Regions from separate parts of the Homo sapiens genome. Here region 1 is linked to region 2. The links are chromatin loops, found by intact Hi-C in ENCODE. Cell type or tissue: IMR-90. All regions are shown on one strand. Each heading gives the region's core, and the rest is flanking DNA. Links, peaks and the distances in the headings are about the cores only.

The links. Hi-C counts contacts between places; a loop is a spot of excess contacts. Peaks named below come from ENCODE experiments on the same cell type or tissue, not always from the same donor. Only the 100,000 strongest peaks of a DNase experiment are listed, where the experiment ranks them.
Region 1: a loop joins it to region 2, with 11 times the contacts of the local background. A loop is called at or near these places in 3 of 110 quality-filtered maps.

What each region holds. Positions count from the first base shown.
Region 1 is chr6:2,949,142-2,955,171 of GRCh38, reverse strand. SERPINB6 (serpin family B member 6) reads left to right here. Exons shown (of 7, transcript NM_004568.6): 4 at 463-580; 5 at 1,986-2,128. Among named protein-coding and RNA genes, the nearest start is that of SERPINB6, 19 kb to the left of the region's middle. In IMR-90, for the core only: a CTCF peak has its summit at 2,458 (motif pointing left); a DNase peak (open chromatin) is centred at 2,381; H3K27ac peaks cover 321 bases.
Region 2 is chr6:2,788,002-2,794,031 of GRCh38, reverse strand. LOC124901241 (a long non-coding RNA gene) reads left to right here. Exons shown (of 3, transcript XR_007059408.1): 3 at 2,546-2,841. Among named protein-coding and RNA genes, the nearest start is that of WRNIP1, 26 kb to the right of the region's middle. RefSeq lists a silencer at 2,503-2,797 and an enhancer at 2,503-2,797. In IMR-90, for the core only: CTCF peaks have their summits at 2,669 (motif pointing left) and 3,314; DNase peaks (open chromatin) are centred at 2,761, 3,261, 4,561, 5,001 and 1 weaker place; H3K4me3 peaks cover 806 bases; H3K27ac peaks cover 2,945 bases.

The DNA.
Region 1 (6,030 bases), core at 448-5,447, 160 kb before region 2:
GTCGCCCAGGCTGGAGTGTGGTGGCCTGATCTCGGCTTACTGCAACCTCCGCCTTCTGGGTTCAAGTGATTCTCCTGCCTCAGCCTCCCAAGTAGCTGGGATTACAGGTGCATGCCACCATACATGGCTAATTTTTGTATTTTTAGTAGAGACGGGCTTTCGCCATGTTGGCCAGGCTGGTCTCGAACTCCTGAGCTCACACGATCCACCCGCCTCGGCCCCCCAAAGTGCTGGGATTACAAGTGTAAGCCACAGTACCTGACCTTGACTTAGTTTTTAAGCTAGGATTAAATATAGCTAAAGCTAGGAAGTTGTAGTTTAGGTTAAGTCCTCATATTTATTTGTAAATTATGTATGTCAATCATAAAATTATAGATTTTCTGACTTGGTGCAATGAAGAAGTAGGCCGTTGGTGTTCATCATTTTTGTAGCCAGGCAGTTATGTCACTCTGTCTATCCTAGTCTTTTAGAGATTCCTGCCAAAAATTCTACCAAGCAGAGATGGAGGAGCTTGACTTTATCAGCGCCGTAGAGAAGTCCAGAAAACACATAAACACCTGGGTAGCTGAAAAGACAGAAGGTGAAAATGTATTGTTATTCTACTTTTGTAATAACCTCTTAATCCATTTTATTGTCAGTTCCTTCACAAGACTGTCAATTGTAAACAGGAATGATTTTTTTTTCTCTGAATAACTGCAAACTTAAAAAATCTGCTTCTGAAATCAGTTGCCATTATTTGACATTTTGGAAATGCTCAATGTGTTCTGTTCTCTCTGATTTCTCCCTGTTTCCTTGGTGTACCCGTGATGCCTTTCAGTGTTTGGTATACCTCTTCTGGATCAATCCACGTTTTAATTTTGAGGAGGGGGTTAGTGTGTTAATGTTAATATAGTTTTTCCTTTCACAAGTAACATAAAAAATTCGCAGTGTGGATCTCAAGCTGCCTCCCTCTTGGGTAGCACAGTCTACAGTTGCCATGCATTGCTGTGGGACACTGGGTCACGCCCTGGTCTATCTGTGGTTCTTAATTTAAACTTTTTTTTTTTTTTTTTTTGAGACAAGGTCTCCCTCTGTCACCTAGGCTGGAATGCAGTGACACAATCACAATTCACTGCAGCCTCAATTTTCTTTTTTTTTCTTTGAGATGGAGTTTTGCTCTTATTGCCCAGGCTGGAGTGCAATGGTGCAATCTTGGCTCATTGCAACCTCTGCCTCCCAGGTTCAAGTGATTCTCCTATCTCAACCTCCCAAGTAGTTGGGATCACAGGCACGTGCCACCATGCCCTGCTAATTTTTGTATTTTTTAGTAGAGACAGGTTTTCACCATGTTGGCCAGGATGATCTCAATCTCTTGACCTCGTGATCCACCCGCCTTGGCCTCCCAAAGTGCTGGGATTACAGCATCAATTCTTGTGCTCAAGCGGTCCTCCTGCTTCAGTCTCCCAAGTAATTGGGACTACAGGTAGCACCACCATGCCCAGCTAATTTTAATAAATTTTTTTTTTAAGAGACAAGGCCTCACTATGTTGTCCAGGTTGGTCTCAAACTCCTGGCCTCAAGTGATCCTCACACCTCAGCCTCCCAAACTGCTGGAATTATAGGTGTGAGCCACTGTGTCTGGCCTAACTGTTCTTTAAGCTTGTAAAGAACATCTTCTGACTGCCCACCTTTTTGATAATCCTTTAAGTTCTTGTCTTTAAGTCATAGGCACCCATGATTGCTTCTTATCTCATGTGTTAGGAACTCATCCTGCATAATTAACGCATATTTGTTCACTTTGTGTGTTTTATTCAATTGATGATGTTTTTCGTACCAGAAGATTTTGTTGTTTTGCTTTAAGGACACGTATCCCTTTATATTTGGGGGACAGTGGAACTCTCTATCCGTGCACTTGACTGCTGAAGGAGAAGGCCCCAGCCGATTCCTGATGTGTCGGGGATCCGCAGCCGCCCCTATCTAATGCGGTCTTGAATTCTTCCGCTCAGGTAAAATTGCGGAGTTGCTCTCTCCGGGCTCAGTGGATCCATTGACAAGGCTGGTTCTGGTGAATGCTGTCTATTTCAGAGGAAACTGGGATGAACAGTTTGACAAGGAGAACACCGAGGAGAGACTGTTTAAAGTCAGCAAGGCGAGTAAGGGGCCGTGACAGGAGCAGCGCCTGTGTTCACACGAGCGTCTCCGGCTCGGGGCCTCCCGCGTCTGCAGCCGTGGGGCCTTTCTGTCCCTGCCCCTCCTGCTTGACATCCATTGGGTGGCCTCGTGTCCCTGGGCGCCTGGCATCCGCCCTGCCACCTACAGGGCAAGTCTGAAGCTGCAGCCCTCAGGCTCGATCAAGGTCTTAAAGCTCAGACTCCAGATATGGCGTGCCATCTTCTAGCGGACATTTCCTCCTTTTCTCTAGCTTCATTCCCATCAGGACCTACCCACTCCTTTCTTTCTGGCGGCGTCCCGGGAAGCCCCGCTACCGCGCCTCCTGCTGGCCTCCGTGCCACACTGCAGGAGCGGAACAACTCAGCCTGCTGAATTGAGGCTGAGCAGGGAGGACTCTCTGACAAGTGCCAGACACGTAGCTGGTGCTTAGTAAATGCTGAACCGATGAGTGATATTCAGTCCTCTCTTGATAGTAAGGATAAGTACAGATTTTTGTTTTAAAACAACCAAACCAAACATGTAGATAGACACTGAGATTAACCACCTCCAGCGTGGAAGATGTCATTTGCTGATGGCCCTTTATCTTCCTCTCACTGAATCTTCTTTATTGTCTCTTGTTTTGTTTTTCTTTAACTATAGAAATTTTTGAACATAGACAAAGTAAACAGAATAGATTAATTACAGTGTATTCTTGATCATTGACCATAGTTAGATCTTCCAGGCTAACTTGAACTTGAGCCTTCAGTTTTTCAAGAAATTTATTTTCATTGTCTGTTCTCCTCGCAATTCAGAAAGAATTATTTTCTTTGAAGCTTTATTCTGAAATGAACTGTGCTATTTTCCCCTGGCAAAATAATTTCTCTCTTTAAAATTTAATGATTAACAAGATGTACAAGGGCTTTGACTACAGATAACAGAAACCCCGGTTCACCATGGTTTATCTCCTAGGAGCTCATCTCCCCTGCTAGGAGGTCTGGAGGCAGGTGAGACCTGGGCTGGTCTGGCACTGGGGCGATGATCCCAGGGAGGCGGCTCCACCATTCTCAGCACGTCGCCTTCTTCCTCATGGTCACAAGATGGCTGAGCTGGCTTCAGCAGTCCCGGTGGCAGGGAGGGGGAGGAACAAGGGAGGGGAGGGGAGCCTAAACCTTCCCCTTAGTGGTTCTGCGTTTCAGAAAGGGAAAGCTGCTTTCTATATGGTGTAGGCCAGAACTATAGGTCTTGTGGGTTTGGGGAGATGTGGAATCCCGTCATGCTTTCTGAGTTCTGCAGTGAAGAAGGGTGAAGGAAGGGGCTGCAGTATTGAGCGTACCAGCCTGAGGCCAGAGGTGTACCTCCAAGGGCACAGATTTTGAGTTGATACAGATTCTTATTTTAATTTCATTACCTTCTATATAAACTGGAACTTGTCTATATAATTGTGTATTTAGTGAATCATTCAGTCACTAAGGTTAGATCTTTTTATATTGCAAGATTGGAGGCTTTGGACCCTGAAGGGGTGCAGGGAGGAATTACTGAAGGCAGGGGTCAGCAAACTTCAGCCTACAGCAAAGCCAGCCCACCACCTAATTTTTTTTAAAGGTTTACTGAAACACAGCCATGCTTATTTTTTTTTTTTATTTTTTATTTTTTCCAAGACAGAGTTTCTCTCTTGTTGCCCAGGCTGGAGTGCAGTGGTGCCATCTCGGAACACTGCAGCCTCCGCCTCCCGGGTTCAGGTGATTCTCCTGCCGTGGCCTCTTGAGTAGCTGGGATTACAGGTGTGTGCCACTATGCCCGGCTAATTTTTGCATTTTTAGTAGAGACGGGGTTTCACCATGTTGGTCAGGTTGGTCTCGAACTCCTGACCTCAGGTGATCCACCTGCCCGGGCCTCCCACAGTGCTGGGATTACAGGCGTGAGCCACCACGCCTGGCCCATGCTTATTTACTTACTTATTTCATCCTGTAACAACAGCTGAGTCGTTGTGACGGAGATGGTACATGTAGCCACAAACCGGAAAATAGTTCCTGTCTGGTCAGTTATGGAAGAAACATGCCTACTGCTGGCCAAGGAAATGAGTGGGGCAGCCGAGGCCCAGGAGACTGCTCTAGCCAAAGGCTAAGGGCCAGCCCAGGCGAGCCTCTACCACGTGAAAGCAGAAAGCTGCCGCCGCAGTGTATTTTATTTATTCCATTTAACACAGAAGAATGTGCTACACCAGAGACTGGGGACCATACGGCGTCTTTGACTGTGCCTATTGCAGGGTATTTACTCAACTCACAGGAGCAGCTCCGAGTCAGGAACTGAGGGGGATTGTTGGATGGGGTGTGGTTCCTGGCCTCCAGTCTTTCTCATTGGCTGGCTGGGGTTGGTGACCAGTGCAGTTTTTTCTGGTGAGATGTGTAAATGTTGCCTGGCCTTTTTAGCATCCCAGCTCATTAATTCGTTTATGCATTTATCATTTATTCAGCAGAGATTGACTGAGTGCCTTTTTTTTTTTTTTTTTGAGATGGAGTCTCGGTCTGTCTCCCAGGCTGGAGTGCAGCGGTGCAATCTTGGGTCACTGCAACCTCTGCCTCCCGGGTTCAAGTGATTCTCCTACCTCAGCCTCCCGAGTAGCTGGGATTACAGGAGCGCACCACCATGCCCAGCTAATTTTTCTATTTTTAGTAGAGGTGGGGTTTCACCATGTTGGCCAGGCTGGTCTCGATTTCCTGACCTCAGGTGATCCGTCTGCCTCAGCCTCCCAAAATGGTGGGATTACAGGCATGAGCCACCATGCCTAACCTGACTGAGTGTCTTCTATGTATCAGGCATGGTGCTAGGTATTTTTCAGCCATGCACAAAACAAGCAAAGCATGCTTGCCCTGGTGAAGCTTATGTTTTCTTGGGGGAGAGACAGCAAGCATAAATAAGAAAATAGGAGCATATTAGACAGTGGTAAATGGTACAGAGACATACCAAGGGAGGGGATAGGAATCTGTGTTTGGGGTGGGAGTGTAGGGTCAGGTAAGATCTATCAAGGACAGCTTCTCTGCCAAGGTGGTTTTTGAACAAAGACCGTAAAGAGGCAGAAGTTCACTCTCCAGGTTCTGGAGGACAAGCTTACTGCGTAGAGATGAGATGAACTGGGTTTGCTGGCAGTGCAGTGAGGAGGCCTCTGTGACTGTAGCAGATAAGCAAAGGGAGAGGGAACTGGGGACGAGCTCTTATCACAATTCCAGGCTTTTTAGGGACTTTCAGCTCCTGCTCCGAGTAAATGGGGAGCCAGGGAAGGGTGTCCAGCCAAAGAACAATGTGATCTGCCTTAGGTTCTACCGGGCCCCTCTGGCCACTGTGCTGGGAACAATCACAATCATATTATCACAATATTCCAGGGCTAGGCTGGTAGCAGCAGAGGCAGAAGGAACAGGTCAGATTTTGTTATATTCTCGAGGTAGAGCCAATATAATTTGCCAGTGAGTCAGACACAGGGTGTGAGAGAAAGACAGGAGTCAGGGGCACTCCAGGGCTTTTGACCACTGGACAGTGGCACTGCCCTCAGCTGAGATGGGCAGAGTTGCAGTAGACAGAGCCGACTTGGAGGATCTACGGAGTGCCGCATTACAGGTGGCGCTGGGAGTTTCTTTTATGTCCAAACATAGGTGCAGGTGGGCAGTAAAATGCAGGAGGCCCAAGGACAGGGCAGAGGCCCAGGCGGGAGGTAAATTTGGTGTGATATTGTGTTTAAAGCCATGAGACTGAATGCGATCAATGAGAGGAAAGACACGTTGGGTTTGGGCCCTGGGCACCCCAGTTTCTGGAGGTTGAGGTAATGAAGATGGCAGAGCAGGCGCTGCCGGGTGTTCTGGAAGCTGGGGAGAAACCGAGCTGCGTTTCTCCCTGCAGAGAGTGGCC
Region 2 (6,030 bases), core at 411-5,410:
AGCACAACCAGTACAAGTGACAAGAGACCCGCCCCATGTGTGCACTTGCTACTCAAGCTTCTGACATTCACCATTCCCCACACTTGGGGAATCTCATACCAGAAAGTCTATTCTTGGCCCAACAGACTTTCTGTTCCACTGTACTTGTCTCAACTACCTGCAACAGTGAGGAGGCGATGAGACAGGTAGAGAATTTGCAGGCTACGGAGTGGAATTCGTATATTTTATTCCTCAGTAAGGAGCCAAATGAGTAAGAAGGCGTGTTTTCACCGGAAGCCACAAGCTAAAGCAAAATAGGCAAGAAGCATAAACGGACTTGCTCAAAAGCCTCTCTCTTTCCTCAGAGCCCAGCTAGCCCACGTGTGCCTTTGTGAGACAGAAAAAGACATCCTCTCCTCTGGATTTCTGCCTGCTCACTGTCGGCCCTCAGCCAGGCCCCCTGGGCCTTGCCCTGCCCACACAGCCACACAGCAGCCATGTTCCCCACCCATGCAGCAATTTCAAGTGTGGATGACAAACACCTGGAGAGAAGCAGCAGCTGGTGTCAGAAGGAATGACAGGGGAGGGGGACAAAGGAGGCAAGCCCAGGTGGCATGGAGACTCAGGACCTCCTTAAGGCCTCATAAGTCACTGAATGTGTTTAGAGCAAGGAAGAAAAGATAAATGACAGCTACAGGTAGAGAGGCAGGAGATGAGTCTGAAAAGAGCCTGTTTGCCACCAAAAACTTATTTCTAGGCTATTGATGGCAGGTCACATAGCACGGTGAAGTTGTTCTCAAAGTGTGGTCCGTGTGGACCAGCCCCGTTAGCACCACCTGAGAACTTATAGTTGGAAACACAAATTCTTAGGCCCCATTGAAGATGGACTGAATTAGAAATTCTGGGATTTTTAGCGAGTCCTCCAGGTGATTCTGATGCATGTAAGAACCTGGAGCCACTGGCAAGGTGGCCGGGCAGGGCCGGCTCTGGGGGTTTCCATCCTGCTGACTCTCAGGAAGTCACTTTGCCATCTTAAGTTGTGTGCGCCTTTTCTCCATGTAAAATAGACGTACTAACAGCACCGGCTTATATAGTCTTTTTGGAAATTGAGATCACATATGGAAAACATTTTGCATGGTGCCCAGCATATGGCAGGCAGGGAATACATGTTTGCAATTACTGCTGCCAGCCAAAATGAAGCAGCAAGTGTGCTTGGAAGACTGCAGGCCTCCGCAGTCCCCAAGTTCAGCCTGTCCCCTGAGCGAAGAAAATGAAAGAGATGCAGGCTGGCGTCCAGGGAGAGCCCAGAGGGAGAGAGCAGTGCCCGGTCCATAACCACCTAAGGCCCTGGAACACCACAATGGCTCAGAGCCCAGGTGAGCAATAGCACCTGGGGCTGCACAGCGCTGGGCTGGGAAGCTTAGCCTGAGGGCTCAGCGCAGGCTTTGAGAGGAAAGCGATGCTTGAACTGGGGTGGGGAGAATGAGTCATGGCAATACCCAGCATGTATGGACTGTGTGCCGGACATGACTTTGAGCAATGCCAGATTTGAATCATGTAATCTCCATTGTGATTAAGTAATATTTTGATACCCATTTTAAAGATGAGGGAAAAGAAAATAACCTTGACCAAGGTCACGGGGTGAGGTGGCTCAGATAGGATTTGAACCCGAGCAGACAGACTCCTGGACCCACGCACCTCACCAAGTGTGGTTGGCTAGCGAGCCGAAAGAACCCTGGAGGCAGGGTGCTGAAGGAGGGGAGAGTGGTGTGAGGCTCTCTGTTTCTCTTATTAAATCCAGTTCTAGGCCGGGCACGGTGGCTCATGCCTGTAATCCCAGCACTTTGGGAGGCTGAGGTGGGTGAATCACCTGAGGTCAGGAGTTCGAGACCAGCCTGACCAACATGGTGAAACCCTGTCTCTACTAAAAATACAAAAATGAGCTGGGCATGGTGGCAGGTGCCTGTAATTCCAGCTACTCGGGAGGCTGAGGCAGGAGAACTGCTTGAATCTGGGAGGCAGAGGTTGCAGTGAGCCGAGATTGCACCACTGCACTCTAGCCTGGGCGACAGAGTGAGACTCCATCTCAAAAATAAAATAAAATATAATAAATAAATCCAGCTACTAGGTGTCTGGTGTGTCCTACCCTCTGTGGATGGCACGGCTGGTGGGGTGCACCACCGGAAGGGTGCAGCTCCCTGGTGGTGGCTCCAACTCAACCATGAAAAGTCATACGCTAAGAGACTAATTCTGCATGTAAGAAATCATGTGAGGGGGTGAGAAACAGCAAGCTATAAACAGATGGTGTAGTCATACATACACACACACACACACACACACACACACACACTCATTGGAAAAAATTCCCAAAGGACATACACTAAAATGTTTACAGTGGTTATCACTGAGAAAAAATATTAAATGTTAAAGTTGATTTTTACTATCTTTTATCTGCTTTTTTTTTTTTTTGCATCTGCTCCTGTACCTATGTGCAATGATCATGTATTACTTTTGCAATCAGACAAATACATAAGCTCTACTTTAAAACTGTTTATTTATCTACCAGGTTAACGACAAATACTGAAACTCAGTCTTGGCCTGAACCTGGTGACCTGGAGCTGGTGGAAGGCCTGGTGAGAGACAGCTCAGACACTGGCTCACTCTTTCCTGGCTGAAGCCTGACTCCTGGTGGACAGAAACATCAGCGACAGACTTCTATTTTCAAACGTCTACATACACATCTTAGGGAAAGTTTATTTATCCCCTCATTTTGTCATTCAACAAATATGTACTGATCACATTCTACATGCCAAGCATGATGGGAATGTAAAAATAAATTTGAGATGACGTCTTTGAGGAAAACGGCTTCTCTCTACTTTCGTTCGCATTTTCTTGTGTTTCAATAGTAGGGTATAGTGTGGTAGTTTTCTTCATGTAAGTCCTACTCCTCAGTTACAATTCAGTTTCTTTCCAGGTTGCTACTGAGAATGGAATATTCTTCTTGGTGTCTTTTCTGATTACAGTAGTGGCCCGGAAGCTATGGATTTTCATGGGTTGTTTCCATGTGGCCACTTTACTGGACTGTTAGCTGTTCGGACTCTTCTTCTTGGCTCTCAAGGTATACAATCACACAGAAAGAATTTTGTTTCTCCTAAAATAGAGCAGTAGTAGTTCTCATTTCAGAGATCTGTGCACACTGGGTATTCTCCACCCTTCTCGCCTGGCTTTTTAACCAGGGAAACTTCTGGTTGGTCCTGCTAGTGGGAGGGACTGGCAGGAGATGAGGGCAAGAGAGAGAGGATTCAGACCATGCATTTCCTTCTCCTACCCCCAGGTTCCCTACTCAAGAGGTGCAGCAGCTGCTGAGTTCTTTGCCTCCACTCAGGGCCGCAGTTCCTGTCTGAAGGCTGCCGGCCACCTCCTGCTCTCCCAGGGCTCCCTGCCTGCTCCCACCCCTTGCCTCTCAGGCCTTGCCAGGGAATTGCTTCTCACCTTGTGTTGGTCCCCTGAACCTCCCCTATACCTCTCTAATACTTGTGATCCCTGATTAAAAGTTTCTCAGTGGCCTGAGGGGATCATCTGCATCCTCCCCGGAGCCTGACTGGCTTTAGAGCTTCAAAACATTTAGTTTTAAATGATTGGTTTTTATGAAGATTTGTTAACTCTATTAAAAATATTTACTTCTGTTTGGTTTCTGCTTAAGTTATAAATGCCTTTGTGGGCTCAAACTGCCTGGAACTGCATCTATGAATGTGTAGTAGTGCTTTCAAACTGTAGTCGCTACACAAAGGTTAATTCATCAAAAAGTAAGAGATCCATGGCATTTATATGAAAGTATAGGAAAATCATCCTTTCTAATATAACATCAGTATCAAAAGGCCGGTTCTCTCATTTGGAATTAATTGATAACATTGTCCAGGTTTGATGACTTGTATCTGGAAAAGATGAGTTAACATCCATTCTTGTTGTAACAATTGGAACAAATCTCTGCAAGTCACTATTCTTACTGTTCTTAAACTCAGGTTTGGCTGTTATGAGGGTGAACAAAACTACCAAATACACTTGGAACATAAGGAATAAATTGTGTTTGGTGGTTATGTTGCTTTTTCAGAATCAGTACATAACTTGTGATATTTATTTATTTACTTATTTATTATTATTTTTTAAGATGGAGTCTCACTCTGTCACCTAGCCTGGAGTGCAGTGGCGCGATCTCGGCTCACTGCAACCTCCACCTCCCAGGTTCAAGCGATTCTCCTGCCTCAGGCTCCTGAGTAGCTGAGATTACAGGTGTGCGCCACCACACCCAGCCAATTTTTATATACTTAATAGAAACGACGTTTCACCATGTTGCCCAGGCTGGTCTCAAACTCCTGATCTCAAGTGACCTGCCCGCCTCAGCCTCCCAAAGTGCTGGGATTACAGGTGTGTGCCACCGCACCTGGCCCATAACTTGTGGTATTTAAATGGCATCATATGGAAGGGCTGCCCCCAATTGTTGAATACTACTGTAAACAGGCAAGAGATGTGCCTCCCTCACCAGAAACTCTGACTCACTGCATTAGTTTTTCCCAGGGTTTAGCTAATGGTGTAAACTTTCAGTCATGCTCACTGTGGTATGTGAGAGGTATTCATTCAGGCAGTGAATATCTGCTTTAAAAACTTTAAAAATCTGCTTTCACAAAATAAGATTCTTTGAAACCAAAAAACAAGCATTTGCAAACTTTCAAGCTTGATTTTACAGTTACAGAAAGTTGGCTGCTCAGTGCCCCGCTGCTGGATACAGCAGAAAGTGTGCTGCAGGCTCTCCCCAGCACCGCGTGCTCCAGCACAGGCCCCGTGTCCGCGTTACACACTGTGTTCAGGGCCGCATGTCTAATAGGATGATGGATCTCAAAAAGCCCTCATCACTTATCTGTTGGCTTGAGTTACGATGCTCACATATCGTCCTGGCATAAATTCACACCTGTGCCTTGACCACCACTGGGATCCGTCCCTTGGGAAACTGGCAGGAGTGAGTCATGACGGAAAAGCTTGTTGAGGAGTTAATGTCACCTCCGGTTACATCACAAGCACACTTCTTATTTGGAAGTAACTCCATCCCCCAACAAAAATTTTTTTTTTTTTTTTTTTTTTGAGACGGAGTCTCGCTCTGTCGCCCAGGCTGGACTGCGGACTGCAGTGGCGCAATCTCGGCTCACTGCAAGCTCCGCTTCCCGGGTTCACGCCATTCTCCTGCCTTAGCCTCCCGAGTAGCTGGGACTACAGGCGCCCGCCACCGCGCCCGGCTAATTTTTTGTATTTTTAGTAGAGACGGGGTTTCACCTTGTTAGCCAGGATGGTCTCGATCTCCTGACCTCGTGATCCACCTGCCTTGGCCTCCCAAAGTGCTGGGATTACAGGTGTGAGCCACCACGCCTGGCCTGTAAAAATGTTATTTTTAAAGAATCAAAATTGGCCAGGCACAGTGGCTCATGCCTGTAATCCTAGCATTTTGGGAGGCTGAGGCAGGCGGATTGCCTGAGCTCAGGAGTTCGAGACCAGCCTGGGCAAGACAGTAAAACCTTGTCTTTACTAAAATACAAAAAAATTAGCCAGGCGTGGTGGTGTGTGCCTGTAGTCCCAGCTACTCAGGAGGCTGAGGCAGGAGAAGTGCTTGAACCCAGGAGGTGGAGGTTGCAGTGAGCCGAGATCGCGTCATTGCACTCCAGCCTGGGCAAAAGAGCACAAGCCTCCGTCTCCAAAAAAAAAAAAAAAAAAATCAAGAAAAAACTGGGCTATACATTTCTTAATGAAATACTAGTAAAGATAATGGATTGGACCCACATGTGATTTTATTTCCTCCTAAGCCTCCACCAAAAATACAGTAAAGGAATCCTTAAAATCCATCAATCCTTGAAAGTGAGGAGAACAAGTGAGATAATGGCAACATGATGCTGGAGGTGGAAACATGGCGGGCAAATGGTAACTGACCTGGCAAGTCGAGTGGGGAATGCCAAGGCATCAACGTGGCAGACGTCTCAGAGGCTTGGGAGGTGGCAGCAGGTAAGG